2 separate regions of the Homo sapiens genome follow, and region 2 is linked to region 1. A link is a contact called in ENCODE Hi-C or POLR2A ChIA-PET data. All regions are on one chromosome and are shown on one strand. The core of a region is the stretch at or near the end of the contact, and the rest is flanking DNA. Distances in the headings are between cores, read along the strand shown. Region 1 has its middle 11 kb from the start of CIMAP1C. Region 2 has its middle 170 kb from the start of TBC1D2B.

Region 1 (5,660 bases), core at 1,352-3,851:
CCCCGCCCCCGCCCCAACCTACTGGGTCCAAACCAATGTGGTAGGGGTGGCTGCAGGGGCAGGGATGGGAGAGTCTGAAGCCTGCTTCACTCCCAAAGATTTCTAAGGAAAAGCGTTCTGCATCCTCTGGCTTGGCCTTGTTGACCCATGGCCTCTTTCAAGGACATTCACTCTGATTCCCAGTGTGCCGGATCCACTGGCCACGTTCTCTAAGGAAGAACAATAGCATCTGTTTTTGTCTCCAAATGACTGTAGGGTAGGGCTGTGGGTCCAGCGCCCATAAACCAAAATGAGGCAGGGATTGGGGCTTGCCCTATGATGCGCTGATGACCCACGGAGATGGGTAGAGGCAAGCAGCATAGCACTGGGCAAGAGCACTGGACTGGGAGTCCAGAGACGCTGCTTCACCCTGGGGCTTTAGGCAAGTCCCTTTCCCTCCCAGAGCCTCAGCATCCTTTCTATCAAATGATGACTCTCTGCCTTTCTCCCAGAGTGGCCGTGGGGATCAAGAGAGACAGTGGCCATAGGGATGCTGTGTTAACTGCAGATGTGGCTGTAGGAGCACTTTGCTAACTGCCAATGTGAGTTCAGACTCTTCAGGGTATTTGGCATCCAGGTCTGTGGTGAGGTGTGACATATGGGATGTAAGGTTTGATGCCTGCTCCGACTCCAGTCTTGCTAACACATGCGAAACATTTGGCAAATCATGACCCTTCCTTGGGGAAAAGAGCAGTCTAGGAGAGCTTCAAGGCAGCCTGGCTTCAACGCAGTCCGGGGCATGACTGAGATAGAATTATGTGGCGAGGAACTGGAGGGTATCTGGGTACAGAGCTGCAGTGTGGGCAGAGGTGTAGTGTGGGCCGCATCCAGGACAGCCACTGGCCAAAGCAGGGAACAGAGACGGAATGAGGAAGAGCTCTGTGGGGAGGGTGAGGCATAGGGTGGAAAACCTTCAAAGTCCGAAGAGTTTGACTTTTGGGGCTCAATGCTGCAGGCCGTAGGGAGCCATGGAAGGCTCTTAGGTGGGTCAGACTCTCTGACCTGAGGTAGAGAAATGACAGCTGGACATTAGCGAGCAAGCCCTGTCTCCATGAGCAGCACAGGTGGTCCTCTGAACACACCAGGCACAAGTGTGCAGGGAGCTGGTGCAAATGCCTCTGTGTGCAGGCGAGCTTCTGTGTTGTGACTCTGCCCACGTGTGTGGATCAGTGTGCTGAGTGGCTGCACACCCAGATCTGTGCTGCACGTGCCGGCCAGTGAGGGTGCTGGGCACTGCGAGGTGGCGGGGAAGGAGGCATGTTAGGGCACAGTCTCCTAAAGGGCTCTGTGAGTCCACATATGCTTCTGGAGGAAGGGGCCCTGCACACCACAGACAGGGAGTGTGCTTCCGTAAAAGGATCACTCAGCTGGGAGTCAGGCAGGCTGGCCACTAATCCCAGCGCTGTGTGACCTCAGGCAGGCCCTACACCTCTCTGGACCTTGGTTTCCTTGTCTGTAAAATGGAGGAAGGCTAGAATGGCTGGTAAATGCTCAGCTCTGTGAGCCATCTGAACCTGCTTTGTTTCACCAGTGAGGAATCACCCATAATGGGGGGAGACTAGAGCCACTCTAAACCTAAAGCAGGGTTAGATGGTACATGGAGCTGAGCATTTGCTATTTTAACTTTGTTTACTTTCATGGATATATTTCATGTGTATATTTTCACATATATGTGTATATGTATGTGTCTGAGCGTGTATGTGCATGGTATTTGACTAGTACATCAGACCCTGATTTCACAAATATGGCTAAAGACGAGGCTAAAACACACACTTAAATTTTAAAAGTAAGCTGATTTTTAAAAAACGCTAAGTAGAGTTCCAGTGGCATCTGAGTGTGGCAAAAGTCCTGATGAAAGGCGACAAATGGCTGCAGCCCTGGTCTGAGTGTCCCTATCCCCTTCCTGTCTAAGGGACAGTGGATTCGGGGCCCCGGCCTCCCTGGAATGAGAGATGCACAGACTGGGCCGTGATCTCCCACCGTGTCCTCACAGCCCCAAGACAGAATGCCATGCGGATTGGCAGGAGACCTCACTGTGGGGTTCTTGGAGCCAACCCTCCAGGCCATGTAGGGTCCAGCCCTACGGGACTTAGTGGGTGTTCTCCCCGTGTGCGGAGACGAGAGATTGTAATAAATAAAGACACAAGACAAAGAGATAAAGGGAAAACAGCTGGGCCCAGGGGACCACTACCATCAAGACGCGGAGACCGGTAGTGGCCCCAAACAGCTGCGCCCGCTGATATTTATTGCATGCAAGACAAGGGGGCAGGGTAAGGAGGGTGAATCTTCTAAGTGATTGACAAGGTGAAGCAAGTCACGTGATCACAGAACAGGGGGCCCTTCCCTCTTAGGTAGCCGAAGCAGGGAGAGAGAAGGCAGCATACGTCAGCGTTTTCTTCTATGCACTTATAAGAAAGATCAAAGACTTTAAGACTTTCACTATTCCTTCTACCACTGTCTACTACAAACTTCAAAGAGGAACCAGGAGTACAGGAGGAACATGAAAGTGGACAAGGAGCGTGACCATTGAAGCACAGCACCACAGGGAGGGGTTTAGGCCTCCGGATGACTGCGGGCAGGCCTGGATACTATCCAGCCTCCCACAAGAAGCTGGTGGAGCAGAGTGTTCCCTGACTCCTCCAAGGAAAGGGAGACTCCCTTTCGCGGTCTGCTAAGTAACGGGTGCCTTCCCAGACACTGGCGTTACCACTTGACCAAGGAGCCCTCAAGCGGACCTTATGCGGGCATGACAGGGCTCACCTCTTGCCTTCTACATCACTTCTCACAATGTCCCTTCAGCACCTGACCCTATACCCGCAGGTTATTCCTAGGTTATATTAGTAATTAAAAGCTAATGATTAATAATGTTTATAGTAATGATTGGTAATTGTCTATGATCATCTCTATATCTAATTTGTATTATGACTATTCTTATTCTAATTATTTTCTTTATTATATTGAAACAGTTTGTGCCTTCAGTCTCTTGCCCCAGCACCTGAGTAATCCTCCACCCACAGGGCCACAGGCCCCATGAGATCTCTGAGGCCACAGAGTGTGTCCACACACGTGACCTCCAGGGTGATTCGGGCCAGAGCACAGGAATGGCCCAGGCAGAGGTGGCCTGGGCGTGGGCAGAGATGGCTCGGGCTGGGCCTGAGGCATCCAGGGGCTCAGCATCGCATCTCCTCAGGGGGGCCATCTGAGACTGCTGGGCCAGTGAAGAGGCTTCTCCCGGGTACCCACCTGTCCTGTCCAAGAGAGAACAGCCAGCCCCACAGCCCCAAATGTCTCTGTCCTCCAAGAGGCCAGATGTGAATCACAGGAATTTACAGCCCAGCCTGGCATGGGATTTATGAGTCTGCCTCCAGCCAGGGCTGGTGGGGAGTGGCCACTGTCAGCCCCCCATTGCCGCTGATGGATGAGGCTGTTTCCTGTAAGACAAACTCCCTCTGTGGCAGGCAGTGGAGGGAGACACATCCAGGCCCTAGGGCCAACCCCATACCTGTCCCAGAGCCGGATCCCTCGTGCCCTCACAGTCCATGCCTCCCCTTGATCCCCAGCCCTACACAGTGACACGCAAGCAGGAGGTGCACCCAAGGGGCCCAGCTCTTAGCCAGAGCTCTGCCTCCCACACTGCCATCTGCACCCCCTCCCCATGACCTTTAAAACCTTTCCATCCCAGGGCCCAAGCCTTGGGACCAGCCCAAGATGGGATATACCACACTCAAAGCCAGAATGGATCTCTGAGGTAGCCCAGAACACACACACGCACGCACGCACGCATATATACACACACATGCATGCATGCACATACACAGTACACAGATGAGAAACCAGGGTCCAGAGAGGAATGGGCCTTGCCCAAAGTCACCCAGCAGCACAGTGGTGAAGCTGAGACCCCAGCCCACAAGCCCCCTGGACTGGTCATTTCAGTGTCCGGTCACAGTGGACTGTCATATGGCCACAGGGGTAGTTTTCACCTCCAAATGCAGGTGCCTCTCCAGAGAACAGACAGACCTGGGTTTGAGTCCATGCCCCACCACTCTGTGTGTAAAGGTCATAAACTCTCTGTGCCCGTTCCCTCACCTGAAAAATGGGGATCAAAATAACCCCAACTTACCAAGGTTCTTACGAGGTTCAAGTGAGAGGATGCAGGTAGAGCCGCAGGACAGAGTGGGCCCCTGGCACATGCTCCCTGAGTGGTAACAATGGTTCTCCACCATCTCTCGTGTCTCAAGGGGCCCCGCTGCCTGATTTGCTGCGGGCAGGAGGACAGTCATGGTTGGGTGGGGCAGGAGGAGCAAGGAGAGTTTGAGTGTGGGACTGCAGGGCAGGAGTGAGGCCACTTCCTACTGGAGGAGACCCTGGAAGTCTCCCTGGAGGTGGTGGCATCAAGCAGAGGATGTAGAACTCTGTTTCTCTTGCTCTGAAGCTGACTGGGGGCTTCTTGATTGCCACAGGGATGGAGGGAAGCACCCTACCCTGAAAGCCTAGCCCAAGCTTCTGCCCTGGATGACCTGAGGAGGAGTCCCTCCTTTCTCTGGGCATCAGCAAAATGGGGCCGGGAGGACTAGACAACACTCCCTAGAGGCACCTTTCTGCTCTGGCCTTGTTGCAAGCTGAAGAAGGTCCTCCAGACCCACCCTCTGCAGTACCCAATTATTGCCACTGGGCAGCAGCAGGGAGTAAATCTGCGGTCCGGCCTCCTTTCCCTGCCGGCCAGTCCCTCTCCCAGCATCCGGTGGTCTTTGCTCCTCCGTCCCCCCGCCAACTCGCCAGAGAGCCAGAGCTGAGCGTCCTTCACATCCAGACATCTGATGCTCCCCTCAGCCCTGCAGAGAGCCAGCATGCTGGCTGCTTTTCAGATGGGGAAACTGATGGCCAAGAGGTGAGGACTTGCTCAAGGTCACGCAAGAGCCAAGTGTGCCCACAGCGGAGGTGGTGTGAAAGGAGACTGCGGTCACACGGACCTGGCTGGGATCCTGGTCTCCTCACCTCCAGCTGTGTGTCATCGGGCAGGTCACCCACCCTCTCTGAGCCTCAATTGATATAAGTGCTGAACACATGAAGCCACCGCTTTGTTTCCAATAGAGTTTATGCCCCAAGAGTGCAAAGACATGTCTGTCACTCACCTCAGCACCCCCAGAGCCTGGCGCAGGGTGGGATTCGGAGAATAGCGCCTGCCTCCCAGGGCCTGCCTGGCACTCAGCAGACACTGTGTCTCCTCAAACCGCAACCCCCCAACCTGGCCCCAGCCCTGGATCAGCCTCACCTCGCCTCATTCCCCTCCCATCAGTCTTTCCTGCAGGACACCCACCCACCCGGCCTTGAGGGGGGGCTCCTGCTCACCTCCCCACCCCATCCCTCTCGGCCCCCTTTCTCTGTCCTGGCCTCTCCCTCATGTCGCTCTCTCCTGCCGAGCCCCCACTTGGCTCTACGCTGTTTACAAGAGAATGATGACAGTTTTTATTTCTCTGTTTTATCTCCCTTCCTCCCCTGAAGGGAAACGTGCTTCCAATCTTCCAGGAAAAATTGAAGGCTCCGGATGAGAAAAAGCAAACAAAGGACAGTGGGACCATGGGCGTCCCCACCCCCACCACCCGCAGGCCCCACACTCAAAC
Region 2 (6,046 bases), core at 117-2,616, 2.2 Mb before region 1:
TTAAAAGAAAGAAACTGGGGGAAGGAAAAGTAGAGAAATGCCAATTCCAATGCAAGGCTTTATTTGCCAAGTTTTCTTAGAATGACTTTTACCAACTGATGAATTCCTGTAAACAGAATGTATAATGGAAATACGGAAACACTGTTGCCTAAAGTGGCATTATTCACTGCTACTGTGATGCTACTGTAATGTAATAAATTATTAAATTGTTGCAAAGTGCTGTTTTTGCCTTAAAATTTTGTGTGTCTTGAAAACTATAGTATTAAAGGTATTGAGACTGCGCAAATGCTGGGCACGCTTGGCATGAGATAATCGGTTTTTATTTTTACAAAATTGTAATGTAACTATGCAAGTGTGTTTATTAAAAGAACACAAACAAAAAAGTTACAGGTATTAAAAAAAGTTGTGGGATGAAAAAGTTATGGGATAAAAAATGCTGTGGAAAAGTTGCGGCAAAAGTTGTGGAAAAAAAGTAGAAAAATGTTTTATGAAAAGTTTTTGAAAAAGTTATGAATAAAGTTACTGGATTTTTTTAAAAAACTCAAGGGATAAAAATAAAAGCAGGTCTCTGTCAGCATAAGCCCAGAGAAGTGGGGCTGGAGTCTCCATCCCTACCATGTTCTTACCAACCCTTCCCAGTCACCCCTTTACCATTAGGGTAGCAAGACAAGACCCCTGTCTAATGGGGGGAGAAAAACAGACCCTTTGCCACCTTGACCAGGGCTGAGTCCTTAAGTTTCTGGATGATGATGATTATTATTTAAGAGCCAGAGGCTGGTAGAGCTGGTTTGTTTGGAGGAGGCCTGATGGCCTCCCTACTCTCACCAAAGCAACTTTTCCCTCAGGGGGCTCCCATCTTATTCAGAGAGGCAGCTGAGGTGGGACAGTGGAGCTAACCGTAGAGCAGGCGAGGGCATGGGCTGCTGTGGTGGCCCCCCTTCCGCAGTGTACATATAGTATCTGTGTAACATTTTGTATATTCCGGGTGGTAGGGCCACCCCCTGTATAGTACCTAGCGGAGGTTGGAGCTGGCATATGAGGAGGAGGTTCTAATCATTATTTGTGGCTGGGAAACTTATTTATTGATAGCATAGGACAGAGGAAGGAGGAGGGGATGGGGTCCTGGCTGCCTTGGTGATGCGACTCCTGTTTATTTTGCTTTCCATTTTGGAATAAATGGATTTAGCCATACTGCTCAGCGTGGTGGGTTCCCATTTCCCTCACTGGGTCCTGGAGTTTGTGCCACTGAATGAAGAGCCCCAGAGTGAGCATGTCCAGCTGGGCTGTTGGGGACCTTCCAGGCCTGTTACTTGTATGCTGCCTGGTGACACCTGGTGGATTGCATGGGGACTGCCATGGCGCCTATGGGGCACAGTCCGACCCTGACAGCCAACAGGCTCAGAAGCCTGATCTAGCGGTGGCCGGGAAGACAGATACCGGCACCAAAGGGCACTGACTTCCATCCACCCCCGGCATCTTCCGTTCCGTCCCCTTGCCTCCCTCTCCTGTCTGCACCGGGTGGCCTGTTCTGTCTGTCCCTCTAGAGTGTCAGCTGCCCCGCAGGCTCCTCCAGGCTGAGTTCATGGCCCTGCCCCCTAGTGGCCAGAGCCAGCTTCACAGGATAAGAGCCAGCTAAGCTCCAGGGGCTTTCCAGGAAGTGTCCCTTGGAAAAGGTGTGGCCTTTTCACCACTCCCAACAGCACCCTAGAAATGGCTTGGCCTTTTCCCTCCCCTGAGCTCCACAGAGAACACAGCCAGCAGAGGACACATTCCCCATCATCCAGAAATGGGTTTGATTCTCAGCCAAGGGACACCAGGACTGGTAGAGACTGTCAGGCCACAAAGCTGCCTGCACAGCACCCCCATGCTTGGTGGGGGGTGGGAGGGATGGCGGGGGCTGGCTGTCCACAGGCCAGGCATGACAGGGAGGCTCACTGGAGGTGGCACACTTTGGAGGGGCAATGTCAGGGGAGAGCTTCCTCTTGCTGGGCCACAAGATTCCACAAGGACAGTATGGTGACTGATTCCCAGTGCTAGAGGCAAGGCGGTCAGCCATGTGTAGGTGTATATATATGTATGAGTATTTATAGATATTTATAGAACAGGGCAGGGGCATACCACAGAAAGGGCCCAAGTTTTCAGCAACGGTCACACCTGGATGTGTCAGCTCACCACTATGACAGACTAAGTCACAGATGAAGGGGGCTGGCTTTGGGGCTGGGGGAGCCACTGTCAAGTCACAGGACACCCGCCCAGGCAGGCTTGGAAAGGGAGGTCTCTGAGAAGAGGAGGATCTGTTTAGAGGTCGAAGTGGGGCTGGGGCTCTCGGGACGGGATGGACTTGCCTGACCCAATCAGCTGGCAGTTGGAGAGAAGCAGAGAGAAAATAGGAGAGAGAAAAGCAAGCAGAGAGCGGGTGAGGCAAGCACAGAGTACGGGCGGGCACGCTGCAGCAGCTGTGGGAGGGCCAGGGTGGGGAGGGTGCAGGTGCGGGTGTAGCAATGGTTCCTGGAAAACAGGGGCTGGAAGGGAAAGGGGAGGAAGATGGAGGGAGGAGCCGGAGCTTCACAGGTAGTGCCTGGGGGCTGTGGCAGCCCTCCCCAGCCCACACATGCTGGCCTCTCCCATGGCACCCAGGCAGTGCACCCAGAGTTCAGACTAATGCTCAGCCGCCTTGGGCTTCTCTCTTCTCTGCTCACCCTCTCTTCCAACCCACTGGCCCAGGGCCACCTCTTGCCTGGGGAGCCCCACCCAACAGCCACCAGGCCTGATAGAGAAGGAACACTGCTTAAACCAAAATGGTGAAGCTATAAGGGCTGGATGGCTGGAGTGAGTGCCAGAGGCCCCTCTGGGCGGTGAGAATGTCCAGGGTCCTCTGAAGGGACCCTGGGGAAGGCAGGGAGGGCAGGTAGCCGGATGCCACTGGCCATAGACTTTAAGAGGGGAGCCTCAGTTGGTTGCGGGGTGGGGGGGCTGCAGGTTTCATAGCTGAGGCTGGGTCCTTCCTGCTGGGAAAAGCAGAAGAGGGAGAGTCCGTGGCAGGGGAGGCGGGTGGGCTCACTAGGCGGAGCTCAGCTGGGCCAGCAGGCACTGTGGTCCCCTTGGCTGAATAGCACAGGCGACCCCTAGGAGCAACAGGCCAAGGTGCGTGAGCCTGCTGGTCGGCGATAGTGCTTCAGTGGGGGCCAGGGACCCTGCCTTCGGTCACATGCTAGCAGCTATGATGGTACCTCAGAGGGAGGGAAGGGGGCTGTGTGTCCCTGTCTGGCCTGTGAGGTGTGTTGTGGGATGACCGTGTGTATGGGACTCTCAGGGTTTTATCCTAGATCACCACTGGATTGCCAACAGATAGAGGAGGTGGGACCCTGACTATCACCCCTGCTCTGCAGTGGATTTGGCTCTCAGCACTCCCAGGCTGGGAGCTGGATACCCTGACCTGGCAGCATGACTCAGACTGCACGACAGGCACAGCATTCCTAGACCTCTGGCCGCCTCAGAGTCCAGCCCCACACACAACGCCCTCCAAGCTCCCAGCCCCTACACCATAAACCACAAGCTCTCTGTCCTCTCTGACAGCTCCAGAGAGCACTCATGTCTGCCAGCTTGGGCATGGAGCCTGTTCCAAGAGCCCCCAGGCTCAGCCATGGAGGCCCTGGGCAGTGGCGCTGAGTCCCATGGCTTGCAGGGAAGGGAGGTGAAAGAGCCAGCAGCACCAGGACAGAAAGAGGAAAGAGCAAATCTGCAGCTCCAGAAAGGAGGGGCAGGGAGCCTGGATCTGAGGTCCCAGGTGCGCCCCCGTGTGGAGCTGGTGCAGCGGGGCGGGAACACCGTTCATGCAGCAGGCGGTGAGGCATGTACCTACCATGGCTGATGCTCCTCAGGGGCCACTGATAGTGATTCTGAAAGCATCAGATCAACATGGCAGGTCACACGCATGGGTGGGGCAGGCCTGGGGTTGTGGAACACACACACATGCGCATGCCGGGGTGTGCACACACATGCTGTGAGGCCCCACAGCCGGCATGCACACGCTAACACACATGTCCACAACACACATACGCCTCCTTCCCCGCCACCTCCCGGTGCCCAGCACCCTCACTGGCTGGCACGTGCAGCACAGATCTGGGGCGTGCAGCCACTCAGCACACTGAAGCACACACATGGGCAGAGTCACAACGCGGAAGCTCACCCGCACACCGAGGCATTTGCAGCAGCTCCCTGCACACTCGTGCCTGGCGTGCTCAGAGGACCACCGGTGTTGCTCATGGAGACAGGGCTTGCTCGCTAATGTCCAGCTGTCATTTCTCCACCTAAGAGCCTTCCATGGCTCCCTACTACCTACAGCATTGAGCCCCAACAAGTCATACTCTTCGGACTTTGAAGGTTCTCCACCCTATGCCCCACCCTCCCCACAGAGCTCTTCCTCATTCCGTCTCTGTTCCCTGCTTTGGCCAGTGGCTGTCCTGGATGCGGCCCACACTACACCTCTGCCCACACTGCAGCTCTGTACCCAGATACCCTCCAATTCCTCGCCACATAATTCTATCTCAGTCATGCCCCGGACTGCGTTGAAGCCAGGCTGCCTTGGAGAAGCTCTCCCAGACTGCTCTTTTCCCCAAGGGAGGGTCATGATTTGCCAAATGTTTCGCATGTGTTAGCAAGACTGGAGTCGGAGCAGGCATTAAACCTTACATCCCATATGTCACACCTCACCATAAACCTGGGTGTCAAATACTCTGAAGAGTCTGAACTCACATTGGCAGTTAGCAAAGTGCTCCTACGGCCACATCTGCAGTTAACACAGCATCCCTATGGCCACTGTCTCCCTTGATCCCCATGGCCACCCTGGGAGAAAGGCAGAAAGTCATCATTTGATAGAAAGGATGCTGAGGCTCTGGGAGGGAAAGGGACTTGCCTAAAGCCCCAGGGTGAAGCAGCATCTCTGGACTCCCAGTCCAGTGCTCTTGCCCAGTGCTATGCTGCTTGCCTCTACCCATTTCTGTTGCTCATCAGCGCATCATAGGGCAAGCCCCAATCCCTGCCTCATTTTGGTTTATGGGCGCTGAACCCACAGCCCTACCCTACAGTCATTTGGAGACAAAAACAGATGCTATTGTTCTTTCTTAGAGAACGTGGCCAGTGGATATGGCACACTGGGAATCAGAGTGAATGTCCTTGAAAGAGGGCCATGGGCCAACAAGGCCAAGCCAGAGGATGCAGAACGCTTTTCCTTAGAAATCTTTGGGAGTGAAACAGGCTTCAGACACTCCCGTCCCTGCCCCTGCAGCCACCCCTACCACATTGGTTTAGACAGGGTAGGGTGGGGCGGGGGCAGGGGCAGGGGTGGAGGAAAAATCAGATTGCCCATGCCCCCCAGGCTCCTTCCCCAGCTGCTTCTGTCCTAGCCCAGGCCTGGTGCCATTCTCCCACTCACACTCGTGTGCAAGCCCACACACACATCACACACCTTGATGCTCACAGTCGCAGCCTGGCCTCTGCTCCTGTGGGCCAGTGGCCAGACACCCCCTGGGATGGCTCAAAGGAGTCAGGACTTGGAAATGGGGACATCAGGGTAGCTGAAGGAAATCCACACACCCAGAACATCTCGGGGTTCAGACTCTCTGACCTGAGGGAGGCTCCCCGGGGGCTGGGAGAGGAGTTGGATGGAATGGAGGATGGAGGACAGCGAGAAGAAGAAAGGAGGAGGAATGCAACGTGTGGGGCGGCCGCCAAGAGTGAAAATAGAGGGAAGCGCCATGCAAGTGCTGGAAAGAAGGGGGCAGGTGGGATGAGCCCCACAGACCCCTCCCCAGAAATGACCACCTCCGGGACTCAGCGCTCCCTGGGGGGCAGGCTCTGCCAGCTCAGCCACATGTGGCTCTGGCACCCATGGCCCCAGTGCCTTGGATGGAGACGGCCAATTCTGGTGGCCAGGTCCAATGCTCTGGAATCCAGCCCCATGTCAGGGGGACGCCTGACCCCTTCCCTGCCCAGTTCAGTGTTGTGGGACAGGGCTGCTGTCAAGACAATACCCAGTCCTGCCCTC

What was found. Hi-C counts contacts between places; a loop is a spot of excess contacts on that map. ChIA-PET counts read pairs that join two places held with the same protein, here RNA polymerase II (POLR2A). Pooled maps may share reads with other maps.
Region 2: a map of Jurkat shows a loop between it and region 1 (168-fold over the local background). The contact joins two enhancer-like sites. A Hi-C loop is called at or near these places in 7 of 168 maps with a recorded cell type or tissue (CD8-positive, alpha-beta T cell, GM12878, Jurkat and 4 more), 3 of 37 single-sample maps with no recorded cell type and 1 of 50 pooled maps. POLR2A ChIA-PET finds 5 or more read pairs at or near these places in 1 of 52 experiments (H1).

Annotation. Positions count from the first base shown.
Region 1 is chr15:75,732,034-75,737,693 of GRCh38, reverse strand. It overlaps the pseudogene DNM1P35. Among named protein-coding and RNA genes, the nearest start is that of CIMAP1C, 11 kb to the right of the region's middle. RefSeq lists enhancers at 1,219-1,739, 5,432-5,660. Within about 2 kb of position 2,601, at least 3 of the 41 ENCODE cell types and tissues checked have a DNase peak (open chromatin) inside an H3K27ac peak, as active enhancers do.
Region 2 is chr15:77,906,116-77,912,161 of GRCh38, reverse strand. It overlaps the pseudogene DNM1P9. Among named protein-coding and RNA genes, the nearest start is that of TBC1D2B, 170 kb to the left of the region's middle. Within about 2 kb of position 1,366, at least 13 of the 41 ENCODE cell types and tissues checked have a DNase peak (open chromatin) inside an H3K27ac peak, as active enhancers do.